3 separate regions of the Homo sapiens genome follow, and all the other regions are linked to region 1. Evidence: chromatin contacts called from ENCODE Hi-C or POLR2A ChIA-PET data. All regions are on one chromosome and are shown on one strand. The core of a region is the stretch at or near the end of the contact, and the rest is flanking DNA. Distances in the headings are between cores, read along the strand shown.

Region 1 (4,008 bases), core at 798-3,297:
ATCAAATGTAACCCACCAGGCATATGAGAAGGTAAGATACCGTGAATGAGAACCAGCAGAAACAATGGAAATAGACTAAAAACTACTTACTGTGGTCTAGGGAATACAAGCCAAGCTTGAAAAAATTTTAACAGAGTTGGAGACTGTAACAGAAATGACACTGCAGATTTGTAAAATAACCAAATAGAAATTCAGGAACTGAAACTTAAGTATCCAAAATTGAGGGAAAGCCTTAGGAATGAGTCCTAGGGCATTCCCAACATATAGAGGGTGAGAAGTAGAGGAAGAGCTAGCAAAGGAAACAGAAGGAGCTTCCATGAAAGCCAAGTATATTCTGGAAGCCAAGTGTGTAAATTACTTAAGAAAGGAGGAGGGAATGCTTATCCCTTTCTTTTCTTTTTTTTAGGCAGGGTCTCAACTATCACCCAGGCTGGAGTGCAGTGGCATGATCACTGGCCTGGACCTTCCGGGCTCAGGTGACCTTACCACCACAGCTTCCCAAGTAGCTGGGACTGCACATGTGTGCTGCCATGTCTGGCTAATTTTTTGTAATTTTTAGAAGAGATGGGGTTTTGCCACGTTGACCAGGCTGGTCTCGAACTCCTGGTCTCACGTTATCCACCTGCCTTAGCCTCCCAAAGTGCTGGGATTACAGGCATGAGCCACCATGCCTAGCATTATCTATTCATATATTGTGGAGGGTACATAAGATGAGAGAGAACGGGATATTGGATTTAGTAAGATAATGATTGTTGGTGACTTTTAACAAGTGGTTTCATTAAGAGTGCTGGGGAGGAAAGCATGAGTAGAATGATTTAAAAGGTGAAGAGGATTTAGTGAGAGTAATTACAGACTTTTTTTTTTTTTTTTTTTTTACTCGTGTTGTGAGCAACATTGAAATAGGTGGTAGCTGGAGGTGGACCTGGTTGAGGAGGTTGGTTTTCTAAGAATCTCGCCACAAATTAATGATAGAGGAGAGAAAGTATGAAAGAGGATGAGAGAGGGATGTTTTAAGAAAACAAGCAAGGTGAAACACAGGACACAGGTTTAAGGGTTGGACACAGGAGTAGGGGTCATTATAACAGGGAAAGGGCATTGGATAGACATTCAGAGATACAGATATGTTGATTGGAAGATAAGATAATTCTTGTCAGATTATTCCTTATTTCCTTTTGTGATAAGAAACAAGCTAAGATGGGTGAGAGGGCCAGGTGTTAGGAAGTTTGAGAAGGAAGAAGGTATGAAGTGGTCATCTGAGAATTGGAAAGTGAAATGTGAGATGTAGAATTGCAGCAGTACTGGGTGCCTGCTTGAATAATTAGCACAGTTGTGTTTTTTCTCCAGCTACCTTTAGCTGCTGGGCACACATGCAAACTTCAATCTTCTGTTTCCTGGTGGAAAGTTCCAAGTCCTTTTTGTTCTGTTTCTGCCATATTTTTGTTATCTGTTCATCCTCTCCATTCTCAGTTTGTTAGTTTGGCTCTTACTGGTCTCCTAGACCAGGGGTCTTGCACCCCCGGGTGCCAAGGCCACAGTGCAAAAAGTAAGCAGTGGGCGATAAGCATGACTGGCTGAGCTCCGCCTCCTGTCACATCAACAGCAGCATTAGATTCTCATAGGAGCCCGAACCCTATTGTGAATTGCACATGCGAGGGATCTAGGTTGCAAGCTCCTTATGAAAAATCTAATACCTAATGATCTGAGTGAGTGGAACAGTTTCACCCTGAAACCATCTCCCTTGTCAGCAGTAAAATTGTCTTCCATGAAACTGGTCCCTGGTGCCAAAAAGGTTGGGGACCGCTGTCCTAGACTACTATTAAGACATCTAATCTAGGCTGAGTGTGGTGGCATAATCCCAGCACTTTGGGAGGCTGAGGCTGGGAGAATTGCTTGAAGCCAGGAAGTTGAAACCAGTCTGGGCAACCAAGCAAGACCTTGCCTCTACCAAAAAACAAAAAAAAATTAGCTGGTCACAGTAATGTGTGCCCATAGTCCTGTCTGCTCAGAGAGGCGGAGATGGGAGGATTGATTGAACCCAGGAGGTCAAGCCTACAGTGAGTTATGATTGAGTCATTGCACTCCAGCCTGGGTGACTCTCTCTTAAAAAACAACTTCCATTTTCCATGCCCCCTCCTTTCTGGTGCATTAACAAAAATTTATTTTTAAAAAAAATTTTTACATTTTTAATCTTTTTAATTCCTCCCCCAAAATCAGTGTAACTTTTTTTTTTTTTTTTTTGAGTTGGAGTCTTGCTCTGTTGCTCAGGCTGGAGTGCAGTGGCGCAATCTTGGCTCACTACAACTTCCGCCTCTCTGGCTCAAGTGATCTTCCTGCCTCAGCCTCCTGAGTAGCTGGGACTACAGGCCCATGCCACCACACCTGGCTAATTTTTTGTATTTTTAGTAGAGACAGTGTTTCACCATGTTGGCCAGGCTGTTATCAAACTCCTGACCTCAGGTGATCTACCTGCCTCGGCCTCCCAAAGTGCTGGGATTACAGGCATGAGCCACCGTGCCTGGCCAGATGTCACAAAAATTTTTAATCTTATTTCAAAAATGCTGCAGTAGATATCCTTATACAGATGTGTCATTTCTTTTGTTAAAGTATGCATATCTGAAGCATATACATCTGAAAGCACAATCCCAAGGTTGGAGAATATGTGCATTTTAAATTTTGTAAGATACTAGAAACTGTTCCAATACATCATTTTGGTATCAGTCATTTTCCCTAAACACAGATCATGTTGCTTTCTGTAAAGTCTTTACTGGCTCTTCCATTACCTTTAAATTGAGGTCTGTTGAGTCTACAGATAACTTACAGCGCTCTTGCTGTGCATGCCAGATACTGGAATTACAAAGATGAATATGATAATTCTTGCACTAAAGGTGCTCATAATCTAACAAGTTAGACTATGATTTCTCAACCTCTGCACTGTTGATATTTTGGGCCTGATGATTCTTTGTTTTGGGGCTGTCCTCTGCATTGTAGGATGTTGAGGAGCATTCCTGACTTACCCACTAGATGCTGGTAGCACTCTGTACCCCAGGCAGTTGTGATAATAAAAAAAATGGCTTCACACATTGCCAGATGTCCCCTGGAGGACAGTTCTTCATCTCCCCCTTAAGAATCATTGGGTTAGACAGACATGCACATGATTCTAGTATAATGTGATAAATGGTATATTAACATTGAACCCCACAGCACTTTAGAAACAGGAATAGTGGAGTAACCTTCAGGTTGACATCTTTCAAGACTTAGCCCAGATACTGCCTTATCCCGCAGCCTTCCCTTCTTCTTGCCACCTTTGAATTACCGCTTGTTTAATAGCACTTGTCCTTTGTCTTGTATTATAGCTAACATGTATTTCTTGTTTTGGGATTGGGCAGTCATTGCTTACTCATCTTTTTTTTTTCTGCATTCTTTTTTTTGATGGATAAAATGAAGAGATGCCAATAATAGATACAGAATAAACGTAGATTTGTGTGGAAATGTGTAATGTAAATTTTACCTGTTTGGTTGCTTTTTTTTTTTTTTTTTTTTTTTGAGGCAAAGTTTCGCTCTTGTTGCCCAGACGGGAGCACAATGGCACTATCTCGGCTCACTGCAACCTCTGCCTCTTAGGTTCAAGTGATTCTCCTGCCTCAGCCTCTCCCGAGTAGCTGGGATTACAGGCGCCCACCACCACGCCCGGCTAATTTTTGTATATTTAGCAGAGACAGGGTTTCACCATGTTGACTAGGCTGGTCTTGAACTTCTGACCTCAGGTGATCCACCCTCCTTGGCCTCCCAAAGTGCTGGGATTATAACTTTGTTCAGATGTGATAGTTGCATTCTGTGTTTCATACCTCTACCAATTCTGTAATTGTGTTAAATTTGTAGCTTTTTAAAAACTCTTGACATTAAGAATTATGTTTCAGAAGCCAACATATAAACCTGTGGGGGAAGAAACTAAGAGAAGCAAGAGGAACGTTAGGTTTAGTCTTACGTGCATATGAGAGAATTTAGGAG
Region 2 (4,008 bases), core at 527-3,026, 50 kb before region 1:
CTGGGGGTTCGTTTAAGCTCTGGACCCCAAGAGGGGACTTCTTTATTCTTTCCTAACTGCATGGAGAACAGTTGGAGGGTCTGAAGGGACCATGTGGGTTGGGCTCTGAGAGCTGCTTCCTCCTCGGCTAGCAGAGTCTCTGGCCGTTGTGGATGCGTCAGTGCAGTAGCTCTGTGGCTCTCAAGCTGGGTTCTGCATGGAAAATCATATTCGTTACTGTATCCTAATAATTTGGCATGGGTGGGACTTAATTTTTTAGTTGTTGACTCAAGGTCTCTGATGCACAGGCTGGAGTGCAGTGGTTCAATCACACCTCTCTGCAGCCACCAACTCCTGGGCTCAAGCAATCCTCCCACCTCAGTCTCCCAAGTAGCTGTGACTACAGGTGTGCACCACCTTGCCTGGCTAATTTTTGTATTCTTTGTAGAGATGAGGTCTTGCTATGTTAGTTGCAGACTCCTGGCCTCAAGCAATCCTCCTGCCTTGGCCTCCCAAAGTGCTGGGATTATAGGTTTGAGCCACCGCACCCGGCTTAATTTTTAAATTGTCCTTTGCTGGCTGGGGATCATGTTCTTCTCCCTAGAGTCTCTGCATCACAGTTCTCGAGTCTCCAGCATCCTCCAGCACTTATGATTTCCCTTTTCCCACCCCAGCAGGAAAGAAACTGAGCATGCTGACACTTATAGTATCTCATCCTCAAATCCTCGGAGGCCCAGTCCTCGAGAGAGGTGGTAGCCTTATCTACACCAGCTGTGTGCAGCCCACATCCACAGAGGGGTAGGGAGAGAGCCACAAACACAGCCTCCTCCACTCCGTGGCACCCCCTCTCTTTTCAACCCTCTTCTTTTCTAAAACTAACTGCATTCCCTAGGCCGCCTTATTTTATTTCCTGGCTCCCAGAAATCTTTAGTGTGAGAACAGGCAGAGGAATCTCCTGGGGTGTATTTGGAAGGAAGGGAGTAAGCTCGGGGTTGGATAACTTCCACAAGCGGAATCTCAATCAGTGGTTCTTAACCCTGCTGCACAATAGAATCATCTGGGAGCTGTTAAAAAAATTGCAACGCTCAGGCCGAGGCCCAGAGATTTGGTTCAATGGGTCTAAATAAAGGTTTTGTTTAAAACATTTTTTTTGACAAAGATATTTTTAAAAACAACTCTCAGAGATGAGAAGCACCGACCTAAAGGTGAGTAGCTTGGGCATAAGCACAGGAAAGTCTCCTGTGTGCTGTGTGATGGGTCTGAACCTTATTCATCTGCAGGAGGCCTCTCAGTTTGGGCTGGTCAAGCAGCTGTGCTTGTTGGCAGAGACAGCTTGCTTCCTCCCTTTATCTACCAGATACACCCTCTTCCTTGGCCTAAACTTGAGGGAGGTGATGTTGGGTACAAAGACCCCAATTCTGTGGCATCATTACAGCAAGAAAGTTTTTGAGCAGTCGGCAGAGGAGAAATACTACTTCAGAGCACTGGGAGGGAGGGGGGTGGCTGACTTTTTTTCTAGGTCTAAAATAAAACCCAGAGGATGGGCGGGATGAAGACAAAAGGAGGGATGAAACAGAAGTGAAACAGCAGATAGAATCATGAACGAAAATGAGAGCATCCAGAAAGACTAAAAATTCTCATACACCTGTTCTTTGAACATCTCAGAAAGTTGGTCTTTTGACTCAAACAATTAAAATTACAAGTGGCCTTCCTTGGAAATCTGTCTCAAATCTCTGAATAGCTATAGCTCTGGCAGCTGCGTTGGGACAGTTATTTCAGTGTCCCAGAGGAAAGATATTTTGGGGTTTAGTCCTTGCCAGAAATAAGAAGCCAAGGGAAAAGGAGAAACATTACAGAATTTCCAAAAATATTTTGATAGCAATGCAAAACTTTGTAGAGGCTTGAAGAAAAACTAGAATACACTCTTATTTTAAGGACGCCTAGTGGACTGGCTCTGTATTTTGGCCAGTAGATTATTATGTTTGTCAGATATTCGGAAGGGCCTGTAAGTTCATGGATATACACATTTGAGTGTGTGTGTATACTGTGTGTGTGTGTATTTGTATGTATGCGTGCATTGGTTTATAATATATGTTCTCAGTCACTGTTGTGATTTGTATATATGGACTAGATTAGTTTTATTTAAGTTTTAAAATAATATAGGCCTTTTCCTATTTAGGAAAATGAGAGCGATAACATCAGGTAAGTCTGGTGGGAAAGTTAAACAGGGAAGTCTTCAGTTAGAGATTTAAAGTTGGACTATACCACTTAAGCATCAAATAAGACCTGACCCATCTGCAGTCATCAAGGCAGTTCTGGCTCATTACCGTACTCAAGAACCTTTTGTAGGTCTGGCTGGGAAATCATTTGTTCCTAAGAAAGCTTGCTGTTTTTCTCCTCCAGCCTTTCTTCCCTGTACCAGCTCCTACGTCCCTTGCATTGCTTAGGAAAAGTCTCTTTCTTTCTCTTCTTTCCTTCTTTTTTTTTTTTTTTTTTAGAGATGGGGTCTAGCTCTATCACCCAGGCTGAAGTGCAGTGGTACGATCATAGCTCACTGCAGACTCCAACTCCTGGCCTCAAACTATCCTCCCACCTTAGCCTCCCGCACAGCTAAGACTGCAGGCACGCGCCATCCTACCTTGCTTGGAAGAGTTTGTTTCTACTGTGTCCCAGTCTTAGTGGTTAAAGGACTTTGCTTCTCCCCCAGCAGTTTGGCAATAAGACTGTTTAATGGGTTCTCATTTTTATTAGTGAAAACTATTATTGTTCTGTAATATTTTATTTGTTACAATGTGTTCATTTTCTCCACTAACACCCAAGGGCGGTGTTGTACAGGGTACAGTTTTGAAAATAAAAAATAAAAATAAAACAACGTTAATTATGCCTTAAAGGTTGGCAGATGTGGATTTAAGAATTATTACATTGTACAGGTATCCCTCAGTCCTGTGCATGTTAATAAATATCTTTCCATCAGTCAACTTGTCTGGGCAGCCAAATCTGTAGAATCAGTTTTTGATTAAAGCTACCAAAAGTGGCAAAGCTTTGCTTATCTCAGCAAAGAAGGTTTTCATGCAATTTGGGACAGAGGAATAAACATTTCCGTGGTAAAAAATAAAAGTACAGGGTTTGAAGGAACAAGATTTTCTTAAGTCATCCAAGTGTGAGGCCCTGAAGGATAGGTAGCTAATACTGAGTAGAATTCAGATTGGAGTTCTCCTCCAGAACTCAGCAATTGAGTAAACAATACGTTATCTGCTCCATAAAGTGTGTAAAACAAACTCACCCTAGTGGCTCTCTTTTTAACTTTCTCTGTGATAAGGAAAAGAAATTGTATATTTATTTAAAAAGAATGAATGAATGAATGAAAGACTATTTTCATTCACATGATTATACCTGAAGGAATTTGTTTTGTTTCTTTGAATTTTAAAATATTGACACTGGGGCTGGGCATGGTGGTTCACACCTGTAATCCCGGCACTTTGGGAGGCTGAGGTCAGGAGTTTGAGATCAGCCTGGCCAACATAGTGAAACCCTATCTCTACTAAAAATACAAAAATTAGCTGGGCATGGTGGTGGGCGCCTGTAATCCCAGCTACTTGGGAGGCTGAGGCAGAAGAATTGCTTGAACCCAGGAGGCGGAGGTTGCAGTGAGCCGAGATTGTGCCACTGCACTCCAGCCTGGGCAACTGAGCAAGATTCCATCTCAAAAGAAAAAAAAAAATTGACATTGGTAACATGTAAGCCCCCCAAAGCATAGTTTCAAGTTCATGTTGTTACTAAATTTAAAATTGAGCTTAATTAAGGAAGTTTTATAGTTAAATGCTAATTGATAATGATAATTAAAATTTTACAGTGCTGTACAGTTTATAAAAAGTGTTCATATGCTTGCTTATTTAATTTTCACAAACCTAGAGAGGAAGATCAGAGAAGTTTTATTATCTCCACTTCGTGGGTAGAAAAGCCTCAGGAAAGTTAAGGAACTTGCCCCAAGCCATAAAACTGGTACCCTGAAGAAATTAAATCTAACAC
Region 3 (4,008 bases), core at 774-3,273, 42 kb after region 1:
CACAGCTAGTAGATGTCAGAATATGTACTCCAGACTTTCTGACTTCAAATCCTGTGTGATTATCTCAAGTATCACAGCTGTCTTCATATAACCTAAAACAGGATTGATGGCATTTATTTCTTCAACAAACATTTGAGTGCATGTTATATACCCGATATTCAGGATGAAATTATCATTTCATAATTTCTACCCTGAAGGTTATAGTAAGAGAAGCTGATAACATTCTGACTATAATCACCTTCCTGACTTAAAAAAAAATCCATTTGGTTTCACTAGTTTCCTGTACTTTTTTCATTATAAGAACATATTCCCTTTATTTCAATGTTAGGGAAGGGCTACTTTTTTGTTTTTTGTTTTTCCTTAAACATGATCCTCTAAGAGCTACAGTATAACTCTGCTAAATATCCACAGATGTGACATCTGGAGCACTGTGCCCCAAGCCTGGGAGAGCCTGCGTATAGGCCTTGTCTACTTGGCACGTTTAGATTCATGAGGGGACCTAATAAACCTTTTATGACTTTCAAAGAAAGAACATAGGGCCTTACTTGCTCAGGCTCTAGTGTTAAACTTGAGGCTCACTTGATAAGCCAAATTCAGGGCAGCAAAAAACTAAGAAAAGTTGATGATGGGAATGTATCTTTCTAACCAAAGTGTTCCTCAAATCTACTCCAATATTGGAGACAGTGAGTCAACCCTGAAATGGAGACTAGAAACTATAAGGCAGCAACATATGCACAAAACCAACTTTTTTTTTTTTTTTTTTGAGATGGAGTCTCATTCTGTCACCCAGGCTGGAGTGCAGTGGTGCAATCTCGGCTCACTGCAACCTCCACCTCCCGGATTCAAGCAATTCTTTTGCCTCAGCCTCCCCAGTAGCTGGGACTGCAGGCACATGCCACCACGCTCAGGTAATTTTTTGTAGTTTTAGTAGAGACGGGATATCACCGTGTTTCGATCTCCTGACCTCGTGATCCACCCACCTCAGCCTCCCAAAGTGCTGGGATAACAGGCGAGAACCAACGCGCCTGGCCAAAACCAACTTTTTAAAGCAATATTCTGCCCTATAAGTCATTATGTGACTGATGACGCACAGCAAAAGCGACAGTAGGTGTGAACACCATCCGGAACCAAGGTCTTGTGTTACCTAGTCTCCTCTCTGCTGGGCTGGTTTCTTTTTCAATTGGCAAAGGATAAAGGGACAGTTTTTTGAGATATTTCTCATGTCCTAGAATTTAAACTTAGGACACAGAGGGCAAAGGCTCGGAGGAAAGAAGTTAGCCGTTAACAGCTATGGCTGTGGAGAAAGAAGGTGTCCTAGAATGTGCGGGAGCATCATGGGGCCGGACTCAGCCTGCAGCGCCAGTGCTGAGCGACCTCTTTTAACACTCTGTACTTAAAGAACAACCAAAGGTGGTATACAGTCTTAACATTATTTGAAGGTGGCTTTTTGGACTCTGACTCAGTGTGATCGCAGCTTCTTTGTTCTTGAGGACTTTATCCCATCACAACTGTGAGATCTGGTGGGGAGCAAGCTGCAAACTTAAATTCCTCCCTGGTTTTGCTCTACAAGGGCAGAGAAAACTGTCCCTTTGCAAACAGTCATAAAATTAACAGGGTCACGGCATGGGTTCTATCAACTTGCTAGACTGTCAGGCAACCAGCTGCAGAAGGACCTAGGCCTTGCTCGTCATTGACCTCTAAGAATTAGCAGCACCGGGTTGCTAACTCCTTTGCTTTTGGCAGTTACTTCTGTCTTAGTTTCCCTATTGCCCCATGGGCAGGCAGCTAGGTGAGTGAAGTCTGGGTTCGCCTTGTCTCATTGTCACCTACTCCTCACTCACAATCAGGTTCTTGAAAGAGTTGCCCACACACTTTTCACTTCCTTTTCCCCTGCTCTCCTCTCAAATAACTCCCATCTGGTTTCTGTTCCTTCACTTCACTAAAGATGGTCTTGAAAAGGTCAACAGTGACCTCCCTGTCACTAACGCATGTAACATTGAAACATTCACATACTGCCTGACCTCAGTGTTCACATCAGTTGGCTGTTCTCCATTTGTTGAAGTAGATTCTTTCCTAATATCTACCCATGGCCCAGCTGTTTCCTTCTTCCTCTTTCCGCTTCTCTCTCTCCTTTGCTAGCTTTTCTTCTTGTACCTGGCAGTTAAATGTCGAATTTTTCCCAGGCTTGATCCTGAGCTGATTTCTCTTCTCAATCCGCACTCTTTTACTGGATGATCTCATTTGTTCTTGGGATTTCCTTTTACTGCAGACGTGGGCAACTCCCAAGTTTTCCATCTTCACTCCACTCCTCAACTGAGTTGCAGGTAAAATATTGAATTACCTATTTGGCCCCTGTTTTGGAACTTTCACAGGTACCTCAAACTTTATGTGTTCAGAATTCAGTTTCTGAATGTCTACTCCTAAACCTGGACCTTCAGTATTTATCTCAATGAATAACGTCATATGCTTCTCGATGCTCATGCCAGAAAGGGGAAGGTTAACGTTGACACCCTCTCCTTCCCATTCCCCATATTGATCTTGTTGATTGTCCAAGTGTCTCAAAGCCATGCATCTCTCTACATCTCCTCTACCAGCATCCGAGCAACAGCCATCATTTTTTGCTTGGATTACAGCAGTATCCTGGAATCTGGGCTCCTCGTAACCACTCTTCCTGACTCTGACTAGTCCACACTCCAATCAGCAGCCCAGAGTGATCTTTGAAAATGTCAGTCTCCTTAAAACTCTTTATTGGCACTTCACCTAGCATCCCGAGGCTTTGCCATGCCTGGCTGGGCCTCTGCCGGCTTCCCCAGCCTCCGCACACATGAGCCTGTCCCTTACTCGCTGTGCTCTGACCAACTACCCTTTCTCACTCAGATGGCTCAGGTTCCTTCCACTTGTCTCTGCATCCTGTGCACTTGGTTAGGGCTGCATTATGACTTTCATAGGTCCTAGGCACTTTTGCCTTATAGACTCCTTCATAAATATATTTTTAAAATTATGACTATATTGGTACAAAGATGAATATAATCTAGGTTGGATTCATTTTTTATTGAGATAAATGTACATAAACAAATGAGCCATTAGCATTAAAAAATTTTAATTGACAAAAATTTTACATACTTATGATATATAGCATATTTTGAAATGTATACTTATACATTGTGTAATGGCTAAATCACGCCAATGAACATATGCATTACTTCACATGCTTATTTATTATGTGTCAAGAACACTTAAAATCTACTCTCTTAGAAATTTTCAAGTATACAATACATTGTTATTAACCATAGTCACCATGCTGTACACTAACCATCTTAAAGCGTACAATTGAGTGGCATTTCATACACTGACAATATTGTGCAATCACTATCTCTACCTACTTCCAAAACTACCTCAAAGAAAATCCTGTGCCCATTAAGCAGACATGTCCCCATAAGCCCCTCCTCCCAGCCCCTCAGAACCATTAATCTGTCTTCTGTCTCTATGGATTTACTTGTTCTAGATGTTTCATATAAATAGAATCATACAATATGTAGCCTTTTGTGTCTGGAATCTTAGTGTAATGTTTTCAAGGTTCATCCACATTGTAACATGTACTAGTAATTCATTCCTTCTTATGGTTGAATAATATTCCATTGTATGTATTTACCACATTTTGTTTATCCACTCATCAATGATGGACATTTGTGTTTTTTTTCCCACCTTTTTGCTATTATGAATAGTGCTGATATGGTTTGGTTATGTCCCCACCCAAATCTCATCTTGAATTGTAACTCCCATAATTCCCACATGTTGTGGGTAGGACTCTGTGGGAGGTAATTGAATCATGGGGGTGGGTCTTTCCTGTGCTGTTCTCATGGTACTGAATACATCTCACGAGCTCCCCTGTAAAAGCTCTCTCTTTTTTTTTTTGGCCAACCACCACGTAAGATGTCCCTTTGTTTTTCCTTCATCTTCCACTTTCATTGTGAGGCCTCCCCAGCCATGTGGAACTGTGAGTCAATT

The links. Hi-C counts contacts between places; a loop is a spot of excess contacts on that map. ChIA-PET counts read pairs that join two places held with the same protein, here RNA polymerase II (POLR2A). Pooled maps may share reads with other maps.
Region 2: a map with no recorded cell type shows a loop between it and region 1 (5-fold over the local background). The contact joins two enhancer-like sites. A Hi-C loop is called at or near these places in 1 of 168 maps with a recorded cell type or tissue (endothelial cell of hepatic sinusoid), 5 of 37 single-sample maps with no recorded cell type and 5 of 50 pooled maps. POLR2A ChIA-PET finds 5 or more read pairs at or near these places in 9 of 52 experiments (B cell, Caco-2, GM12878 and 6 more).
Region 3: a loop to region 1 is called in a map with no recorded cell type, with 5 times the contacts of the local background. The contact joins two enhancer-like sites. A Hi-C loop is called at or near these places in 4 of 168 maps with a recorded cell type or tissue (B cell, astrocyte of the cerebellum, endothelial cell of hepatic sinusoid and 1 more), 11 of 37 single-sample maps with no recorded cell type and 6 of 50 pooled maps. POLR2A ChIA-PET finds 5 or more read pairs at or near these places in 9 of 52 experiments (A673, B cell, Caco-2 and 6 more).

The regions. Positions count from the first base shown.
Region 1 is chr2:173,937,995-173,942,002 of GRCh38, reverse strand. The region is part of intron 4 of SP3 (Sp3 transcription factor); the gene reads left to right. Among named protein-coding and RNA genes, the nearest start is that of SP3, 25 kb to the left of the region's middle. RefSeq lists an enhancer at 1,791-1,930. Within about 2 kb of position 2,047, at least 5 of the 41 ENCODE cell types and tissues checked have a DNase peak (open chromatin) inside an H3K27ac peak, as active enhancers do; they include GM12878 and OCI-LY7, where a contact is called at or near this core.
Region 2 is chr2:173,987,284-173,991,291 of GRCh38, reverse strand. No RefSeq gene overlaps it. Among named protein-coding and RNA genes, the nearest start is that of SP3, 24 kb to the right of the region's middle. Within about 2 kb of position 1,776, at least 4 of the 41 ENCODE cell types and tissues checked have a DNase peak (open chromatin) inside an H3K27ac peak, as active enhancers do; they include GM12878 and OCI-LY7, where a contact is called at or near this core.
Region 3 is chr2:173,896,291-173,900,298 of GRCh38, reverse strand. No RefSeq gene overlaps it. Among named protein-coding and RNA genes, the nearest start is that of SP3, 67 kb to the left of the region's middle. Within about 2 kb of position 2,023, at least 4 of the 41 ENCODE cell types and tissues checked have a DNase peak (open chromatin) inside an H3K27ac peak, as active enhancers do; they include OCI-LY7, where a contact is called at or near this core.